Regions from separate parts of the Homo sapiens genome. Here all the other regions are linked to region 3. The links are chromatin contacts, found by Hi-C or POLR2A ChIA-PET in ENCODE. All regions are on one chromosome and are shown on one strand. The core of a region is the stretch at or near the end of the contact, and the rest is flanking DNA. Distances in the headings are between cores, read along the strand shown.

Region 1 (2,700 bases), core at 120-2,619, 300 kb after region 3:
AAGGGGGGAGGTCCCCCACTGTTCCAGGAAGAACTTTCTAGGAAGCCACAGTCCCTTCCGGCAGGAGGGGCTCGGACAGCCCTGAGCCACACAGGGTGCTGGGCTGACTCCCTTCGTCTTGGGCCCCAGCCCTCCTCTCTGGAGCTCAGGAAGGAGGCCACAGAACCCGGAGAAGGGACGGTGCGGGGGCCCTTGTTCCATTATTGGCAGCAGCCCCAGGCAGGCTCCAAACCCCAGACGCGTGCATCCCAAAGTTGACCCCTTTGTGCCTGGAGCTGTAAGTCAGCCCATGGGCAGCAGACTTGGCTGCCCTGGCATGGGGCATGTAGCCCCAGGGTGGCGGCCCGAGAGAGTGCCCAGTGTGCAGCTCAGTCAGAACAGATGGGGGCGCTGAGAGCAGCTGCCGGCTGGCAGAGGCCCAGCCCTGGGCCCTGGGGGACAAAGCAGGTCTGGCCTCCTCGGTGGCACTGCCAGCCACGGGGTCACCCTGGCCAGAAGTCTGTGGCCCTCCCTCTCCCATGTCTGGCTAGGATCGTCCCAAGCACCCTCCCTCAGGCGCGGCCCCAATTGCCCCCCAGGACGGCCTGGCCCCCTTCCACCTCTGCCTCTCCTTGGCTGACTCACCGGGGTCACCCCCACCCAGCAGGCAGCTTTTACCCCCTCCACCACCTGCAGACCTTGCGGGGAGCCAGGTAAGCCCTATCCCAGACCCAGACAGGCCCCAGGTGATCACTGTAAATGAGGAAGGGGGGTGTCTTGGGGGTCCTCAAACCATCCTGGGGCTGGGTCCTCTGGTTCCCCCATGGAGGGTCCAGCGTCACACCCATGGCATGCGCCACCCCCTAAGGATCGGGTGTCCCCAACTCAGCGACTTGTATTTATAGCTGTGCCCTGGCCCGCTGCCGGGGTGGTGGAGTAGGGGTGGGTGGAAGGAGGGCGGTGTGTGTGGGTCGGGGGTTGTGTGAGTGGTGCGTGTGCGTGCGTGGGTGGGGTGGCCCTGGGAAAGGTGCTCCCGGAAGGAAGGCATCCAAGCGGGTGAGTGACCGGCCAGGGCATGGGAGGACAGGGGCCGTCTGGGTCGGGGGAGGGGGGCTCGCTGGGCGGTGGGGGAGGGACCCGGCGCCCCAGCCCGCACCTGGCAGCGGCTGATGATGTCGGCGTCCGTGGCCAGCAGGTCCACCACCTTGCCTTTGCCCTCGTCCCCCCACTGCGCGCCCAGCACCACCGTCACGCGGGAGCCGGTCGCCGCCGCCTCCTGCTGCAGCCGCCCCCGCTTGACGCCGCCTGCGCCGGGGGGCCGGTCGTTGGAGGCTCGGGTCCCCGACATGCTGGCTTGGCTCTTCCGCTGCGCTGGCCCGGCCAGGAGCCCGCCGCCGCCGGCGTCCGCGCCATTAAATGGAGCCGGGCCGGGGCAGGGGGCGGGGCAGGGGGCGGGCCGGGGGAGGGCCAGGGCGGGCGCAGTGACGCCCCGGTGACCTCCGGCCGCCACATCCCCGCCCCCTCGCCGCTGCCCGGGAAGCCCAGTTGAGTCTCGAGCACTTTAGGGGTGAGGGGCCGCACGGACCAACGGCCAGGCAGGCAGATGGCCTGGGGAGCCGCCCCCACGAATTTGCCAACGGAGGCAGTTTCTCGCTAGCCCGTCGGGGACCAGGGCTTGTGCACCGCGACCTCACCCCCCACCAAGCCCTTGCCGGGCCCAGGACTTCGGGGTTCCAGCAACTGCAGGGGTGGTCGTTCCCTCCAGGGAAGGAGTGCGGTTTGCAAAAGGGGAGCTGCGTCCTGCACCCCACCTAGAGGGTCCGCACTCTCGAGGAGCGCACCTGCCCCCCGTGGAACCCCGAGTGCCCTGGGCGCGGGCGCGCCCCCTGGCGGCCGCGAAGAGCCGCGCAGCGCGTCCTCTCCGAGGACTTTGTGTCCCCGCAACTGCCCGCACTTCTGCCCCACGGCAGGGGCCCCGCGTCCCGCCCGGGCGCGCTGTGGCTCGGGCCTGGCTGTAGCGAGCAGGCGGGCTCCAGCATGGAGCTCCGGCCCTCAGCACCCAAGTCTGGGGTAAAGGGACCCATCCTGTCAGCGTCACCTGGCTGGCATGGGAGCAACCCCCAGGGATGCACGCCACCGTGGGGCCCAGGTTCCCAAGAGGTCCCACACCAGACCTTCCCGGCCCAGCCTGTGGAGGGACTAGGCCCCAGAGGGAGGCGATGGTCTGCGAGGCTCCCGTGTTCCCGGCTGGTTGTCCTGTCTCACCCATCCCGCCCCACCCCTCCCAAGTAGATGAGGCTTGGAGGAAGCCAGCCCTGGTGGCCAAGAGAAGGGTCCTGGGGCCCCAAGGGCGGAAAAGAGAATCAGGTTCTTGCTTCAGAGCAGGGAGGCGGGGTCCTTTGTTCCCTCCCTGACGGCTCTCAGTTGCCAAAGAGCCTGGAGCCACGAGGCCCCTTGGGCTCAGGGCAACTCCAAGGCTAGTGACAGGGAGTCCATGGAGACGGGACACTCCCTGTGAGGAAGGAGTGGAGCTTGGGCCTGTCACAGCAAAGGTCGCTCACACTGAGTTAGTGATTCAGGTGCAGCCAAGGACACCACTGCCCACCCCTGCCTGCAGCCTCCCCACCCCTCCTCTCTTGGCACCTGACCGTGCCCCAGCCTGGGGGAGAGGGGCTGTTTGAAGCCTGGCCTCCTGCCCCCTGCACCCATGTCCCCAGTCCC
Region 2 (2,811 bases), core at 52-2,551, 360 kb after region 3:
GCCACCACACCCGGCTAATTTTTGTATTTTTAGTAGAGACGGGTTTCACCATTTTGGCCAGGCTGGTCTCGAACTCCTGACCTCAAATGATCCACCCACCTTGGCCTCCCAAAGTGCTGGGATTACAGGCATGAGTCACCGCGCCTGGCCTGAGATACAGTTTACCCAGAGTAAAATGCATAGAACTAAAGTGTATGAGTTTTGACAAATAAAGAGGTCCGTGGAGCCCTCACCCAGAACAAGACTGGGGGCACTGCACCACCTCAGAGGGTCCTGGCCTTCTGTAGTCTACAGTGTATTGTGGGTAACACAAGTTAATCAGAAACGTAAATTCTCAGCTGGCAGAGAGAAGCTGTGTATAAGCCTGGGCTCTCCGATTAGATCGTTCTCACCAGGGTGCTCTGCAGCCAGGGGGTGCCGGGGAAGATGCCCTGCAGGTGCCCTCTGCCCGGCCCTGGGGGAGGAGGGAGGCCCTGCTGCAGGGGAGCTGGGAGCCACTGTGGCCGCCATGGAGGCTGCCACTCTCCCAGCTCCAGTGTCACCTCGGCGGGTGGGGGCTGGTTGTGGGGACAAAAGGCCTTTGTACTCGGGACAGCCTCAGCCCTACTGTAGGGATGGGAGGAGAGAACGGCCACATTCCGAGGTTGGGGGAGGTCACTGGACACAAGGCCTTTCTTTCTGAGCTGCTAGTGCATGTCGGCCTGGCTGGGGACCCCGCTGGGGCCTCTGTGGCCGCTGAGGGCAATTCCAACCAGCTTCATGGGCAGTGGCTGGTGGGGCTGGGGGTGACTCCTGCTCTGGGGCTAGAGAGAGGGGCTCAGTCTCGGGAAGAGGGGTAGGGGCGGTGTGTGCGACTCAGCCACCCTCTGATGCTGAGGCCTGCCACCAGCCCGGTGCCAGCCCTCGGGGACGGTGCCACGCCAGGGCCTGCGGAGTGGTGGTGGAGCTCCCTGGTGGTGGAGGGTTGCCCACATCCTTCTCCTCTTCCTTTCCCTGGTCTACACCTCCCCAAGGTGTGAAAAAGCCCAGGCCCTCTCTACAGCCTGCAGGCAGCGCCATGCCCGGGGAGGGTGCAGTTTGAGGAGGGGAGGGGCCGCCTCGGGATGTTTCCATTCAGAACTGGGACCTGTGGGCCACCAGAGAACCTAAAAGCAAACATGTCTGGCCAGCGACGGGATTAACTCTCAGACTGCAAAATCAAAACACTTCCTGTTAGTGTGAGCTCACTCAGTTATTTAGGCGAAAGCACACTGCCTTCCTGAGCTGGGAGAGTTTGTCTCTCCCCGCCCTGGGGTCCCTCCTGGATCTTCCTGCCTTGACAGCCCCACAGAAAATGCTAAGAGCCCAGGAAGGTTGTGAAGGGTGTGTGTGTGTTTGTGTGTGTGTCTGTGTGCTGTGTGTGTCTGTGTGTGTTTGTGTGTGTCTGTGTGTTTGTGTGTGTGTATGTGTGTGTCTGTGTTTGTGTGTGTTGTCTGTGTCTGTGTGTCTGTGTGTCTGTGTGTCTGTGTGTCTGTGTGTGTGTCTTGTGTCTGTGTGTTTGTGTGTGTGTCTGTGTGTTTGTGTGTCTGTGTGTTTGTGTGTGTGTTTGCATCTGTGTGTTTGTGTGTCTGTGTGTGTGTGTGTTTGTGTTTGTGTGTCTGTGTGTGTTTGTGTGTCTGTGTGTGTTTGCATCTGTGTGTGTGTGTGGGTTTGTGTGTGTCTGTGTGTTTCTGTGTGTCTGTGTGTGTGTGTCTGTGTGTGTGTGTTTGCATCTGTGTGTTTGTGTGTGTGTGGGTTTGTGTGTGTCTGTGTGTTTGTGTGTGTCTGTGTGTGTGTCTGTGTTTGTGTGTGTTTCTGTGTGTCTGTGTGTTTGTGTCGGTGTGTGTCTCTGTGTGTGTTTGTGTGTGTATGTGTATTGGGAGGACAGTGGTCCCAGCTCCTCAGGGGCATCAGGCTCTGTAGCAGGGCCCACCGTCTCGGCAGGAGGGTGCAATGGCCTCACCCACACTGTCCAGGCAGTTCTCTTGGGACCCCTTTTAGCCAGCACAGGTGCCTTCTCCCTCGGCAGGAGGGTGCGATGGTCTCACCCACACGGTCCAGGCGGGTCTCTTGGGTCTCCTTTTCCAGCACAGGTGCCTTCTCCCTAGGTAAGACATTATCCATCATGGTGGTGTTTCAGATGGCAGCGCAGGGAGTGGAGATTTTGGGGCCGCAGTCTTCCCCAGCCCAAGGTGCCCCAGGGCCTGCCCTGGGATGCGGGTTCCTGCCAGAAGTGCCTTTTGCTGCGTGGAATCATGGGGAATGTGGGGTCCTCCCCAGTCAACCTGGGGAGCCCTAGCAGGGAGGTGAAGATGGGTTTAGGGGATCATAAAAAGCAAAAACCAAACCAGATCCCAGTAGAAATCTCCGGGGGAGTTGGGGTCATCTCGAACCAAGGGGAGGGAGGAGAGGGGCTGCAGGTGGGGTGGGGGGTAGTGAGAGGGGAAGAGGGTGAAGCTCTGCTCACAGGAGTCGCCCGTTGCCCAGGCTTTGTGTGCTGGGCACACAGATGCCAGCAGGTGGAAGCTGAGCATGGAGGAGGTTCTCATCAGCTCACCCGCCCTCCTCCAAGCCCCAGGCTGGCCTGGGCTACGTAGGGAGCCCTTGGGGTCAAAAGCACATCCAACCCCTATAACCTTCCCCAAGGGCGTGGACACCTGTAGGAAGGGAGGGAGATCAATTACCTTGGTTCAGATCACAGGTTTTTTTTTTTTTTTTTTCTAAAAATCAGGAAACGGCAAAGATGTAATGACCACACTCAGGTGTAAACTCTGTAGCCGGGTTTCTAAACTA
Region 3 (2,723 bases), core at 183-2,682:
ATTACCAACAGTGATTCTTGGTGGTTGTGGTGCCTCATGCCTGTAATCCCAGAACTTTGGGAGGCCAAGGTAGGAGGATCACTTAAGGCCAGGAGTTGGAGACCAGCCTGTGTAACAAGACAATACCCTGTCTCTACAAAATTACCAAAAAAAAAAAAAAAGTTAGCTTGGTGTAGTGGCACACTTCTGTAGTCCCAGCTACTTGGGAGGCTGAGGCGTGAGAATCACTCGAGCACAAGAGTTCGAGGATACAGTGAGCCATAATCACGCCACTGTTGTCCAGCCTGGGCGAAAGAGACCCCCTTTTTTTTTTTTTTAAATAAGAACAGTGATTCTTTTCAAGCACAATTCAGATTCCAGTTCCTTCTCTGCTGACCATGCCAGTAGTCTCCATCCCACTCCCAGAATAGCCCAAAAGTCCCTCCACCCCTCACACTTAAAACTTTCCCACGAGATCACAGGGTTCTTTCTCACTGCACTGAGACGTGCTCCTGCCTCCTGCCCCTGCCTCGGGCTTTGCCCCAGCCATTCCTCTCCTGAATTCTCGTCCACTCTTCCTTTTGGTGCTTTAAGACGCTCCTTATCCTAGAGACCTATGTGAGCAGCGCCCCCACGTCACTCCCAGGTTTCCCGACAGCATTTCAGCATTTACCACCGACCTTGGCGCATCCGCACCTGCGGATTGATCTGAGGATTCCCCCCCAACTTCCAGCACTTGGCTCTCAGCTGCAGCCACGCCTGCCGGGCCTGCTGCAGGCGCTCAGGGTATTACTTAAGTCAATGATTGCAGGTTCTCGCATCCTATTTAAAACCTTTTCCACTAAGAGATTTAAAACACGTGTCCCCTGCTTTGAACTTTCACGTTACATTTCTTACGTGTAAACCTAGGAAGCCTTTGGAGATAACCCCGGTCTCTGGAGAGGCTTGGATAGACCTCGGAGCCCAGACCGCCCGGGAATTGCCGTGCCCGGCTCCTCCCGACCCCGGCACGGATGCCTCGGCGGAGAAGTTGAGCCAGGCAGAAGCGAGAGAGTCCAAACCTCTGTTTGCCCCGCCACGCCCGCCCGAGGGCCCCACGTGGGCCCCAGGCGCAGGCGCGTTCAGTTCAGGGCCAGACGCGCGGAGACCTGGGAGCTGGCGGGGCGGGGCCGGACTGGGCGCGGGGAGACCTGGGAGCCGGCGGGGCGTGGGCGTGGCGGGGCCGGGCGCAGGGGCGGGGGCGGGGCAACCGAGGGCGCGCGCGAGCCCCAACGGCCGTCGCCGCAGCGCGGGAAGACGCGCCACAGATGCCCCGCCCGCGTGGGTTTGAACAAGAGGCCCCGCCCCCGGCCCGCGAGTGGCCAATCAGCGGGCGTAGCGCGCGGAGAGCGCAGCGTCGACCCTTTGTGGACGCCGAGTGGCGGTCGCTCGCCCCGCCCCGCGCCGTCGGGCGCTCCTTCCTCAGCGGCGGGAAGCTGGCGGCAGCGGCGGTGGCGGTGGCTGAGCAGAGGACCCGGCGGGCGGCCTCGCGGGTCAGGTGAGCGGGCCCGGCGGACCGCTAGGGCGTCTACGGCGGCGTGCACTTTTGTGCTGCAGGGCGCGGAGGAGCCTGGGGGCGGTGCGCGGAGTCTGTGGCTCCTGGCGCTGGGTCCGGGGCGGAGGCGGCGCCCGGGACCACCGCTGGGGCTGCCGCGGCGCCCTCGCCGCCCTCCTGGGCGCTGGTTCCCCCGCGGGGTGGCCGCTGCTGAGGGGGCCCGGGGAACAGAGGGGCCCGGGCCGCCGTCTGCGTTCCTTGCGGAGCGCGGAGCTGGGGCTTTGCCGAGGCCTGCGGGCGGCCCCACGCGGGAGCCGCTTCACGAGGGCCCGGCTGGGGTACGCAGCGGCGTTTCCCGTACCTCGGCTCTAGTTGCAGCGGAGGGAACGCCAGGCGCGCCGCAGCCCCCTCTGTCGGAGCCCGGCCGCGGAGAGGGCCGCGGATGTGGGAGGAGGCCCAGACCCCGGGCGGGTCGGCCAGCGCCGTCTTCCCTGGGCTCCTCCGGCGGTGCGAGGTGGGACTAGGGAAAGTCCCCGAGACACTTGCAGAAGTCAGACGCAAGCCTCCCTCCGCGTCTTCAGACGCTTCTCGCCCCGCAAACAGGATCGTCGTGGCAAAGGCTCCGACAGCTTGCTGGAATAGAGGGTCTCCGCTGCCTCGCTTCTCCTGTGGCCTTCGTGTGGGACGCACGGGACGGCGGGACCCAGATAACCGTTCTCTCAAAGCGAGCCACAGAAAAACATTGCCTGTTCACAAAACTTACGTTTTATCAACTTTCTACGTACAACCACTCTATTTTCAAGTGTCACCGTGTTTTATAATTAGGGTGGAAATCCAGAATACAAAGTGAGTTACACCCCTTTTCTAGGAAGAGTAGTAGGCTGTATCTTGGAAAAGGGGCTAGGAAGTTTCCCTCAACTTGCCACTGGAACATGTTTTCAGGGAAAAGAAGGAGTGTGTTTCGTTCCAAGTAACAAAAGTACCTGCAATTGGCTGGGCGCGGTAGCTCACACCTCCCAGCACTTTGAGAGGAGGCCTAGGCGGGTGGATCTCCTGAGGTCCCGAGTTCGAGACTAGCTGGCCAACGTGGTGAAACCCCGTCTGTACTAAAAATACAAAAATTAGCTGGGCGTGATGGCGCATGCCTGTAATCATAATCCTAGCTATGTGGGAGGCTGAGGCAGGAGAATCGCTTGAACCAGAAAGGCAG

The links. Hi-C counts contacts between places; a loop is a spot of excess contacts on that map. ChIA-PET counts read pairs that join two places held with the same protein, here RNA polymerase II (POLR2A). Pooled maps may share reads with other maps.
Region 1: a loop to region 3 is called in a map of naive thymus-derived CD4-positive, alpha-beta T cell, with 21 times the contacts of the local background. The contact joins the promoter of ADSS1 here to the promoter of CDCA4 in region 3. A Hi-C loop is called at or near these places in 1 of 168 maps with a recorded cell type or tissue (naive thymus-derived CD4-positive, alpha-beta T cell) and 7 of 50 pooled maps.
Region 2: a loop to region 3 is called in a map with no recorded cell type, with 5 times the contacts of the local background. The contact joins the promoter of LINC02280 here to the promoter of CDCA4 in region 3. A Hi-C loop is called at or near these places in 8 of 37 single-sample maps with no recorded cell type and 9 of 50 pooled maps. POLR2A ChIA-PET finds 5 or more read pairs at or near these places in 2 of 52 experiments (HepG2 and activated B cell).

The regions. Positions count from the first base shown.
Region 1 is chr14:104,722,898-104,725,597 of GRCh38, reverse strand. It overlaps ADSS1 (adenylosuccinate synthase 1), which reads right to left and starts at 1,369. Exons shown (of 13, transcript NM_152328.5): 1 at 1,136-1,369. The coding sequence starts at 1,327. RefSeq lists an enhancer at 1-322 and a silencer at 1,153-1,562.
Region 2 is chr14:104,664,048-104,666,858 of GRCh38, reverse strand. LINC02280 (long intergenic non-protein coding RNA 2280) reads left to right here and starts at 1,301. Exons shown (of 2, transcript NR_135293.1): 1 at 1,301-2,126; 2 at 2,750-2,811. RefSeq lists an enhancer at 609-1,371.
Region 3 is chr14:105,019,792-105,022,514 of GRCh38, reverse strand. It overlaps CDCA4 (cell division cycle associated 4), which reads left to right and starts at 1,432. Exons shown (of 2, transcript NM_017955.4): 1 at 1,432-1,516. RefSeq lists enhancers at 637-696, 712-1,225, 1,740-2,255, 2,707-2,723 and silencers at 997-1,066, 1,097-1,986, 1,997-2,086.